Linked DNA regions of Homo sapiens: region 1 is linked to region 2. The links are chromatin loops, found by intact Hi-C in ENCODE. Cell type or tissue: sigmoid colon. All regions are shown on one strand. Each heading gives the region's core, and the rest is flanking DNA. Links, peaks and the distances in the headings are about the cores only.

What was found. Hi-C counts contacts between places; a loop is a spot of excess contacts. Peaks named below come from ENCODE experiments on the same cell type or tissue, not always from the same donor. Only the 100,000 strongest peaks of a DNase experiment are listed, where the experiment ranks them.
Region 1: it touches region 2 in a loop (2.7-fold over the local background); 2 of 110 quality-filtered maps call a loop at or near these places.

Annotation. Positions count from the first base shown.
Region 1 is chr5:173,475,390-173,480,764 of GRCh38, reverse strand. LOC105377732 (a long non-coding RNA gene) reads right to left here. Exons shown (of 15, transcript XR_001743001.1): 5 at 3,288-3,366. Among named protein-coding and RNA genes, the nearest start is that of LINC02995, 100 kb to the left of the region's middle. In sigmoid colon, for the core only: no CTCF peak of the experiment used is centred there; a DNase peak (open chromatin) is centred at 2,848.
Region 2 is chr5:173,417,687-173,423,061 of GRCh38, reverse strand. The region is part of intron 1 of LOC105377732 (a long non-coding RNA gene); the gene reads right to left. Among named protein-coding and RNA genes, the nearest start is that of MIR8056, 73 kb to the right of the region's middle. In sigmoid colon, for the core only: no CTCF peak of the experiment used is centred there; DNase peaks (open chromatin) are centred at 2,711 and 3,205.

The DNA of each region.
Region 1 (5,375 bases), core at 327-5,326, 58 kb before region 2:
TGACGGCTTCCAGGCAAAGGGGAATTCACGATGTTAATAAGAGGAGAAACCGGACGAAAGAGCAGGAAATTCAGAGTCCTGAGGCTTCCTATTTTGCTGATCTGAAACCCCCTAAGAAACCATCTGTCCTGACTACTCCAAGACACTCAACAAACATCACTTTTGGTTCTTCCCAAGAATCCTGCCAGTTTGCCAACTGTATGGATGTCCATAGGACCCTGCTGGAAAAGATGTCCCTAAGCATCTTGACTGTGAAACTATATGTCAGATGGGTCCCCACTTCTTCACAGAGCAGGGAGGAGGGCAGTTTGCAATAGGTAGTTTCACTTGGTTCTGTCTACCACCTAAGATGTGAGCTGTGACTCTGGAGTCCTTGAAAGATGTATCTGGGCTTCTTGGAACACAGCAGGCTCCCTGGATTCTTGAACCTAATGAGGATTGAGATGCTTTGTTTTGATCTCTGCCCTAAGCCAGGGATGGTCAAAATACTCTGGATTTGTACTTATGTAGGTAGCTCCATTTTTAGGCAAAATTACACAGGGCGACTTAACTGGTGTTGGCACGTCCTGAGGTAGCATCCCTGGCTGCCCGTGCCCAACCTTGTAAGTCTGTGCCTTGGTTCATCAGCCCAAAGTGGGACAGGAAAGACTCACTGAGCTCCGTCTTTAATAACATTTTAAAAAATGTTTAAGAACCACCATAAAAATCCATTGGATGGCATTTTTTTCCACTTTGGCAAAACTAGAGTCATAGTCTATGTTATTGCAAACTCAACCACAAGAGAAGAAAGTCGGCCAGTCACAATTTAGAAAATCACATTCCAATAGTACTGGAAGCACATATTAGCTGAGCAGAGATGTGTCCAGTCACATCTATCTTTTTCCGCAGACACAGCTCCCCTAAGCCACTATTGAGCAACCTGGCTCACTTTTCCAAGCAGCCTCTGCATGCTGGAGATTGACCTGACATGATTCTGTTTCTCCAACCTACAGATAGGGAAGCCTTGGACTTGGTACAGTTTGAAGAGCCCCAGAAGAAGACCCCTTGACTTGGCAGGACGTGAAGTGACCCACTTCACTTCTTACCAATTTAGGATTCATTGGGTGGAATATTAACTCTGAAAGTTCCCTTATAAATGTGGCGTGTCCCTGGGAGGAATAATGTATTAAACCACACAGCCCATCCACACTTTAGCATGGAGTAGTCTAATCTTTTTATGAAGCATCTACTCTGAACCAGGAATTTAAGTAGTTTCTTTAGACAGTCACATAATCAGACCTTAAAGAAATTAAACTTTGTAAAATTTTGATGAGGAAAAGTTTGGACATGTCCTAGATAGCACGGGGTTAGCGTGAGGATGCTACACGGACAAGACTGCCACCATTCAGAGAGGTAGATGGCCAAGGAGAGAGTGATTAACTCGTATGAGGAACTCAAGGCAGGCTTCAGAGAGGTGACATTTCCGCAGATTTTGAAGGACAAGGAACAGACCAACAGGTAGCCAACGTAAGGGAATTCTGGGTCGAAGAAACAGCATGGGGCCGTGCACAGTGGCTCCCGCCTGTAATCCCAGCACTTTGGGAGGCAGAGGTGGGCAGATCACTTGAGGTCAGGAGTTTGAGACCAGAGCCTGGCCAACATGGTGAAACCCAGTCTCTACTAAAAATACAAAAATTAGCCAGGCATGGTGGTGGGCATCTGTAATCCCATCTACTTGGGAGGCTGAGGCAGGAGAATCACTTGAACTCGCGAAGTGGAGGTTGCAGTGAACCGAGATCCTGCCACTGCACTTCAGCCTGGGTGACAGAGGGAGATTCCATCTCAGAAAAATAAAAAAGAAAGAAAAAAGAAAAGAAAAGGAGAAACAGCATGGGAACATGTACCAGTGTGTAAAATGACACTGTGTATAGATCGTCTGAATTCCAGCTGGAATACTCAAGAGAATTCAAGATGAGTTTAGAAAATGGACTATTAACAAAGGTGTGTGTGCATTACAGGGAAACCACAAGAGACAGTGCAGGAGTTGTGGGGGCGGGGGGTGCCGTACGACCCCTAGATGCAAAAGATGGAAGGAGGCAGCAGTTATCTGAATACAGAAAGAGAAAATTATGTGGAGAGGGCCACCTTGAAAGGATCTGAGACTTCTAAGGCACCGCTGAGGGAATAAATACCCCCCACCTCTCTCCTCCCTCCTCAGATCTCTTGTGGGACCCCTCCCCCAATGACCAACCCAACCACAAGCCAGAGGTTGGGGCAGGGCAGCCCGGCCAAGCATCCCTTGCAGTCAGACTTCTGGGGTGCAGAGCTGGGCAGAGACGAATAGAGTGAGGCTCTGGGGAGGAGGTAACTGGAAAATGCCCAGTGCATGAGACGTGGCTGGAACATGGAGTATGGGTGGGACAGGAGACAGAAGGACACAGAGCAGGGAGGTGACCGCAAAAGACCTGTCAGGCTGAGAGCGAGCAGGGACATTGACCTCCGGGGACATAGAGACCCCGGCCTGTCCTGCAAGCCCTGGAGACAAACATCCATCAAACGACCCCTGGTAGCCAATAACTTCCCAAGTTGCACTTTGGAAGGTGACCCCAGCCGTTTTTGTCTCCTGGAGTTCTGGACACGGCAGGTGGGAGCCTATGGAAGCAGAAGGGAAGTGTCTACCAGTGGCTACCCCAGGCAACGCCACCGAGTACATCTTGAACCAGTTAAACCCAGTCTATCTCTTGTATTTCTAGTCCATTCCACCTTTTTTCCCCTGCTGACGTAGAAAGAGGGCCCTGAGATGAGAAACTCCGCAGGCACAGGTTTCCCAGAAAGATGAGAAATGTCTGCTTTCCCCCAGGGACAGCGCCAGGCGGCCAGCCGAGAAGCCAAGTCAGTCCTGCCCTGTAAGGCTTCAGAAAAAAGACAAGCACCAGCCCCCTCCTGTCTGGGAAACATTCAAAGCAATCTCCGAAGTGATTCATTAAAAGTCCTCCTATGGCAGAAGACCATCACCCAGATGTGAAAATAAACACAGAGGGAAATTCCAGCATCAGAACGGTGTCAAGTCTTTAAACAAATGCATGGCTATTTCAGGGAAGGGAATAATCTTTCGACTATCTTTCCAAGCCCTCAGAATCCAAGTCAGACTCTCCATAAAGCAGGCCAGGCAAATTCCCACGATGCCAGACTGGGAAAAATGTGAAAACACTCAGTTGACTGTGGGCACAGTGACTCTCTGGGGCCCTTCCCACTTGCACTTCTCAGCAACCCCGCTCCCCACGCCAGGGCCAGCCACCCAAGCTTACCAAGCTCCCGATAGTGCAGCCCTCAGCTCGGCCTTGATAAAGCATCAGAGGTTAAAGCAGAAGCAATCCTTTCATTCTACTGAAATAAATCATCACAGAAAATAAATGGGACATGAACCAATATCAAGCAAAACAGAGAGTGTGTATATACCAATAGAAATAATAAAAATGGGCCAGGCGCGGTGGCTCACACCTGTAATCCCAGCACTTTGGGAGGCCGAGGCGGGTGGATCACGAGGTCAGGAGATTGAGACCATCCTGGCTAACATGGTGAAACCCTGTCTCTACTAAAAATACAAAAAATTAGCCGGGCGTGGTGGCGAGTGCCTGTAGTCCCAGCTACTTGGGAGGCTGAGGCAGGAGAATGTTGGGAACCTGGGAGGTGGAGCTTGCAGTGAGCCAAGATTGTGCCACTGCACTCCAGCCTGGGTGACAGAGCAAGGCTCTGTAGAAAGAAAGAAAGAAAGAAAGAGAGAGAGAGAGAGAGAGAGAGAGGGAGGGAGGGAGGGAGGGAGGGAGGGAGGGAAAAGAAAGAAAGAAAGGAAGGAAGAAAGAAAGAAGGAAAAAATGGGAGAAAATATGAGTATGTTTGCGCACAGAATACGTGTTTTCATGTCCAGTGTCTAGCAGGGTGAATGGTACACAGTAGGCATTTGATAAACATGAAGGAAGGCAGGGAGGGAGATTATCAACTCAAGTTGTCCCAGAACCCACGAGTTGCTGAAGTACTGACCGTACTTAGGGTACCCAGTAGAACCACAGCTGACTCGCACTCACCGCCAATTAACTGGTAAAGTTTGGAAAAGCCTAAGTTCCTTAAAGCCAAGTTCAAATCCTTCCCATCATAAGATATCAAACTTCTCCCACACAGCTGGAATTTATTCTGTTGTGTGTGTGGTAAAACACACATAACATAAAATTTACCATCTTAACCATTTGTAAGTGTTAAGTGCAGTGGCACTGAGCACATTGTTGTGCTATTATTAGCCCCATCCACCCACAGAACTCTTTTCATCTTGCAAAACTGAAACTCTGTACCCATTAAATAACTTCCATTCCTTACTGCCCCCAGCCCCAGGCAACCACCATTCTATTTTCTGTCTGAATTTGACTATTCCAGGCACATCATGTAAGTGGCATCATGCAGTATTTGTCTTTTTGTGTCTGGCTTACTTCACTTAGCACAATATCCTCTCAAGTTTCATCTATTTCATAGCATAGGTCAGAATTTCCTTCTTTTTCGCAGCTGAATAATATTCCACTGCATGTATACACTACGTCTTGTTTATCCATTCATCTGTTGGTGGACAGTTGGTGGATTCCTCCCTTTGCCATTGTGAATAACGCTGCCATGAACATGAGTGTGCAAATCTATCTCCGAGACTTTACTTTCAATTCTTTTGGGTATATACCACTGATACTACTTTTTAGCAATGAAATTTCCCCTGAATGAGTCAATCATTTAGCTGTCAAATGATTCAAGAATGCAGCAATTGTGAACTTATTCATATTTAGATTAGACTGTACCCTGTGCATACAGATAGCTATGAACCTGTGAGAACCCCTCTCCCAGTCACAGGCAGCTACACATTCTCAGTGAAAATCAGTGAAAAGGGTAGGGTTCCAAAGCCTGAGAGACCCAGGTGCAAATCTCAGGAGGAGCCCTTATTAGCTGTGTGGCTTATGCAAGACAGTGAACCAAAACATTCCTCAGTCTCTTCCCTGCAAACTGAGGAGTGAAGTGAAGGCTATCAGGAAAGTGTCCGAGGTGCCTGGTGCGTTGTGAGCACTCCGTAAACAGTGCACTTTCTCAGCTCTAAGATGCCCCTCCTTTGTTCACAATTTCACATTTCTAAAATCATATTTCCAAATTGAGGGTGTGCACTACCAGACACCAGCTTTTTCACTGCTGGTGCATTGACTGAACTTAGCCAAATGTCTCTGAAGAGACACAGAATTTCCCCAAGAAGATTCTGCGTTCCTGCAGGAGGAGAGGGATTTGGTGGGAAGCTTGCCCCGCACTGCACACCTTTTCCAAGCTGTGCCATCAGCGTTCCCTACAGTTCTCTTCGCCACTCTAAAGCTTAG
Region 2 (5,375 bases), core at 316-5,315:
GAGACCAGCCTGACCAACATGGAGAAACCCCATCTCTACTGAAAATACAAAATTAGCCGGATGTGGTGGCACGTGCCTGTAATCCCAGCTACTCAGGAGGCCGAGGCAGGAGAATCACTTGAACCCGGGAGGCGGAGGTTGTGGTGAGTGGAGATTGCGCCATTGCACTCCAGCCTGGGCGACAAGAGTGAAACTCTGTCTCAAAAAATATATATATATAATATATATATGTAATATAAAAATATAAACATATATATAAAATATATATATGTATATATAAATAAACATATATATAAACATATATATAACCAGTTTTTAAATATATGTAAATTAAATTAAAAGTAACCCCAAAAATTCATAAACGAAAGATAGGAGGGAAACAGGCTAAATGATAACAGTACCTGTCTTTGGATGTTAAGTCTAAGCATAATTTTTTTCCCTCTGAATTTGTTTTCCAAATTTCTTCAGATGAACACGTATTGCATTTTATAATGAAAAGAAAAGAAACTAAAAGGTCTAAACTAGATAAAAAATATTTTCAGAATTATTTCTGCTGTGTATATTCATCAATCACATGACCCATGATGCAGAAATAATAATAATTCTGAAAATATCCTATCAAATGATTTTTTCTTTCCTGTAAATCAAGTCACCCTACAGCTCCCCAACCATTCATTGCCTCAGAGGGCCAAGCAATGGCTGAGCTTTGAATTTCAAATAAGATTTGTGATGGCAACAGCAAAAAAAAATAGTTTTGAAAGTCAGGCTTCATTAAGAAAAGGGATTTTTAGACTCCAAAGTGCTTCCCTTGCAAAGAACACTGCGTGCTAGTCTGAATGCACTAGTTGGAGAAAAGGCAGGATTTGACAAGAGGGGAGCTCTCTCCCCCACAGAAAGAAAGAAGAGCCCCTTTGGCCTGGAGAGTGGCTCGGAGGAAGCAGAGAGATTGAGAGGGGTGGAGGAGGTGGGGTGATGGTCTCACCCTCAGCCTGATCTCTGCAGACCCAGCAACCATACCCCTTCCTGAACCTTGGCTAGATGGGTGAGGGAGAGCTCCAGCAAGCAAGAAGAACCCCCAGATAAATCAAGGGAAAGGAAATTGTTACAAACTGATTTGTGTTCCCCCAAAATTCATACATTCAGGGCCAACCCCTGGATATCAGAATGGAACCATCCTTAGAGATAAGGTCTTTAAAGACATGATTAGGTTAAATGAGGCCTTAATGGTGGAGCCCTAACCCAGTAGGACCAGGGCCCTTATAAGACGAGGAAGAGACACCAGGGACACACATGCAGAGAGACAACCGTGTGAAGAGGCAGCAAGAAAGTGGCAGCCTGCAAGCTAAGGAGAGAGGCCTCAGGAGAAGCCAACCCTGACAGCCCCTTGATCTCGGACTTCCAGCCTCCAGATAAATTACCATTGCTTAAGCCACCCACTCTGTAGCATTTTGTTACAGCAGCCCTACCAAACTAATACAGAAACCATCTCGCAGAATGTCCCTGCTACAACATCATATGGCCAAGCAAAATAGAAATAGCCACGTGTCGTGGTTAGGCCAAGAGGCCAGGCTGAGACAGTGCTCCTAGTGGGCAGTGGTCAGGAGACCCAGAGGCTCCCTTGAGTACTGGTTGGGAGACAGGATCTGCCAGTACCAGCAGACCCAGAGAGGCCCACACAGTGGGACCAGCCTGCGTCCAAACACAAGGACCTCACCACCAAGGAAATGGAGAAATACTGATGTCAGTAGTGGGTGCTTCTGTGGCCCCAAAGAGACCAGGAAAAGTGAAAACCTCCATTCAGGACACGTGCAGGATGTCAGGGACTGGGTCCCATCAGCTGCGCCACAGCAGGGTACAAAGGAGGGCTGCAGAAGCTCCCCACACAGTCACAGCGCTATTGAGCACCCACTGGCCCCTTGAGATCTCCTGGGGAAAATGGAAGGAGAAGCGGGAGGGAAGAAGCTCTAAAAGATGATCCCAGCCCCCAGCCCCCCACCTGGGTGCAGTGGCTCATGCCTGTAATCCCAGCACTTTGGGAGACCAAGCTGCAGAATCACTTAAGGCTAGGAGCTCAAGATCAGCCTAGGCAACATAGTGAGATTCCCATCTCTACAGAAAAAAAAAAAAAAAAAAAGATTATTTCTCCCCAAAGAGTCTTTTCATTCAGAAGTATTTAAGTTCCCTTTAACTACCAAGTTAGAAGTTTTTCCACCATATTTTTGTTGCACCTCTGCATTGCTGTGGATTCATTTCCAACCAAACCATGGGTGTTAGTGATGGTAAGAAGACATCTATAAATGAGACATCAAGAAAAATGACCTAAACTTGGCCAAAGCAGTTATTAAGCCTCAGGCGTCATAGCACAGAATTCAAACTGCCTTGAAGGACATGCAAGCGGGTAGGGTTCCAGGACCCCTAAAGGAGCTGCTTGGGCCCTCTCTTGAGATGTGGCGGGGACCCCAGAAGAAACGTTTTATGAGATTCTGGTCGGTCTCACTCGAGGGTGAGTTCCTGCCCAACAGCTTGGAGGTCTTCCTGCTTTTTTCCATTTTTAAAAGAGCAGATGTTCTCCTGGGAAAGAGATATTTAGCCACCCAAACAAATCAGAGAAGCGGAGGAATGGAAATAAACCAGGCATCTGCCTGCCACCGTGGCAGTGCCCAAAGAAATCACATTAGCTGGAGGGGAACATCCGGCCTGAGCGAGGGCTGCTCAGCTTGGCGTGGTTCCTGCCCAGAGCCAATGACGAATACGACTCTTTGTTCTGGTTCTCGAAGTGAAGACGGTCTGTGGGCTTATTTGTCTAGTTTGTTGACTCTCATAAAAGACATTCATAAATTTATTCTTGGTGCCAGGGGTGCTTACTGGTGTCAAAGTGGAGTCTTTTCAGACAGTTGCTCCGTGTTAAAACAAGCCACTCAGATGCATCTATAAATAATTGTCTGGGGCTTCGTTGAGCTAACAAACAGCTTTTTCCCCCCTCTCTCCTCTCTTTTTAAAATCAACTCTAAAATGATTTCATAAACAACGAGAGGAATTTCCCATTAATATTAAAGTGTGTCTGGGTTGGTCATTTTAATAGAACTTTCCAGAGGGAACAAGCAGTTCTTCCATCTTGTCCATATGAAACCTGTTCCCTTTTCAGACTAAGACATTTGGCAGCCCAGCCTCACTAGGACCAGTCATAGCTTCCTCTCCCCACCACCCTATGTCCATCTCTTTCTCTGATTTAGCCAAATAGAAGGATAAAAAGGCAGTAAGCAGCTGCAGCCTGGGCCCATCAGGAGAGCTTGTCACCACCCCGAGGCCTTTGGGGTTTCCACTTCAGGGTTTCCACTCTGACCTCAGGTCTCCAGAATTTTGTTTTTCAAGCCATCTTGGTTAGAAATTATGGCTGTGTCAGTTTCACTGATATAACAAAATTCCCTCCTGCCAGCCCCCCTGCAAATAACGGTAGCTTAAATAAGACAGAAATTTATTTCTCCTTTACATAAAAGAAGTTCAGAGGTAGAAAGCCCTGGGCTGGTATGCTGGCCCCACAGTGTCACCTTCTGTCTTCAAAATTTACCATTATTGGCAGGTCACCTCATGGTCTAAAACAGCTGTTGAAGTCCAGGCATCATGTCTGCATTCCAAGCACCCAGATGAAGAAAGAGTAGGTAAAGGTTATTCCTTCTCATTCAAGGACATTTCTTGGAATTACCACACAATACTCCTTACACGTCATCAGACAGAATCTAGTCAGATCACCTCACCTAGCTGCAAGGGAGGCTGGGACATGAAGTCTTTTCAGCGAGGCAGCAGTGTTATTTGAAAAGGAAGAATGGACTTCGGAAGGCCACCAGCCATCTAGGCCATGAGGATGAGTGCATTTGATAACCTCCCATAGAGTCTTCCAGCAACTACAAATCCACACCCCCACACAATCCTGCCACTGCCCTATTTTTAAAGAGTTTCCATTTTCACATCCCTTCCCTTTAAAACTCATTATCTTACTTTTTTTTTTTTCTGAGTTGGGATTCTGAGAAGTTGGACCACTAGTCTGATTTAAGTTTAGTTCTCACCAGGTCAGGAACACACATTGGCTTAAACTCCTGCCCCATGAACTGCCTCCCATATTCTGAAGGTCATAAGAAACCAGGCATGTAGATCATTCCAGAAGGATTTCTATAAATACAACTCAAAATAAAAAATGTGAGTCTTGCTTCATTCCTGCTTCATGCAGGGACCAGCAAAAATCTTCTGGGCCTTGCGAGGCCCACTAGGGAAGTTACCAAAGTCAAGATCAACAGCAAAGCTGCTATGGCCAGAATTAATGTGGATGGACAAACCCACTGCCTGGGCCAGCCCTGCAGACATGACGGACAGTCAGTTGCTCCCTTGGCCCCAGCCTGGATTCTGAAGATCAACCTCAGCTTGGACCCCACACCTTGTTTGAGACTCCAGACACCGGCCCTGCTTTGTCACGTGGTATTTCAGCAGACCATACGTGGTCTTTATTAGCTGGCCTCCTGGTGCCCTCCTGCCCTTATATGCCACCCCACCAGCCCAGCTCAGTGTCTGCTCTACTCCACACCAGCCTCATTACTGACACAACGAACGCCATTGAGGATGGAGTGTCAGAACATCCTCAACATGAAATCCACCCACCTACACTGGGTGGGTCACATGAGTAGAGTGAGTGGTATTAGGATGCCCATGCAGTTGTCATAGAAAGGTGAAGTAAAAAAACAAGTAGGAATGGCAAGGAAAAACAAGCCACAAAACAGCCTTCCTTATATTGGATTCCGTGACATACCAGCTCCATGCAATGTTGATAGGTGTGTCCAACCCTGAAAGCCTGTTCAGCTAAGTTTAGAAACCGTTGCCTTTAGAAATTAATAACTTAACAAATTAAAGCTTCTGAGAAGGCCTGCAATAAAGAAAGCTACTTGTTTCCCTCATTTGGCCCAGCATTTTCTCAACTGCTTAACTACCCCACCTTTCCTTCTGGAATGTCTATTAATGTCTCATAAAACCAAGGTTCATCAGGACACTAAATGATGCAGTAAAGCACTGATGGCCATAGCTACTTCTCTGACTCTGGAATCAAACCACTGACATTCAAATCTCGGCTCTAGCATTTTTTTAGCAGTCTGACTTGAGCATGTTATTAAATCTCTTTGTGCTTAGTTTCCTCATCTATAAAATAGGGGTAATAATAGTATCGACTTCATAGAGTTGTTGCAAGGATTAAGTGAATTATGCATATGGAATTCTGAAAACAGAATAAAGTTCATTATGATGTGATGACAATGATGAAGATGACAATGAAGATGATGATGATGACAACCCTGATGATGTTGATGATGAGGATGACAACAACTTTCTCCTGG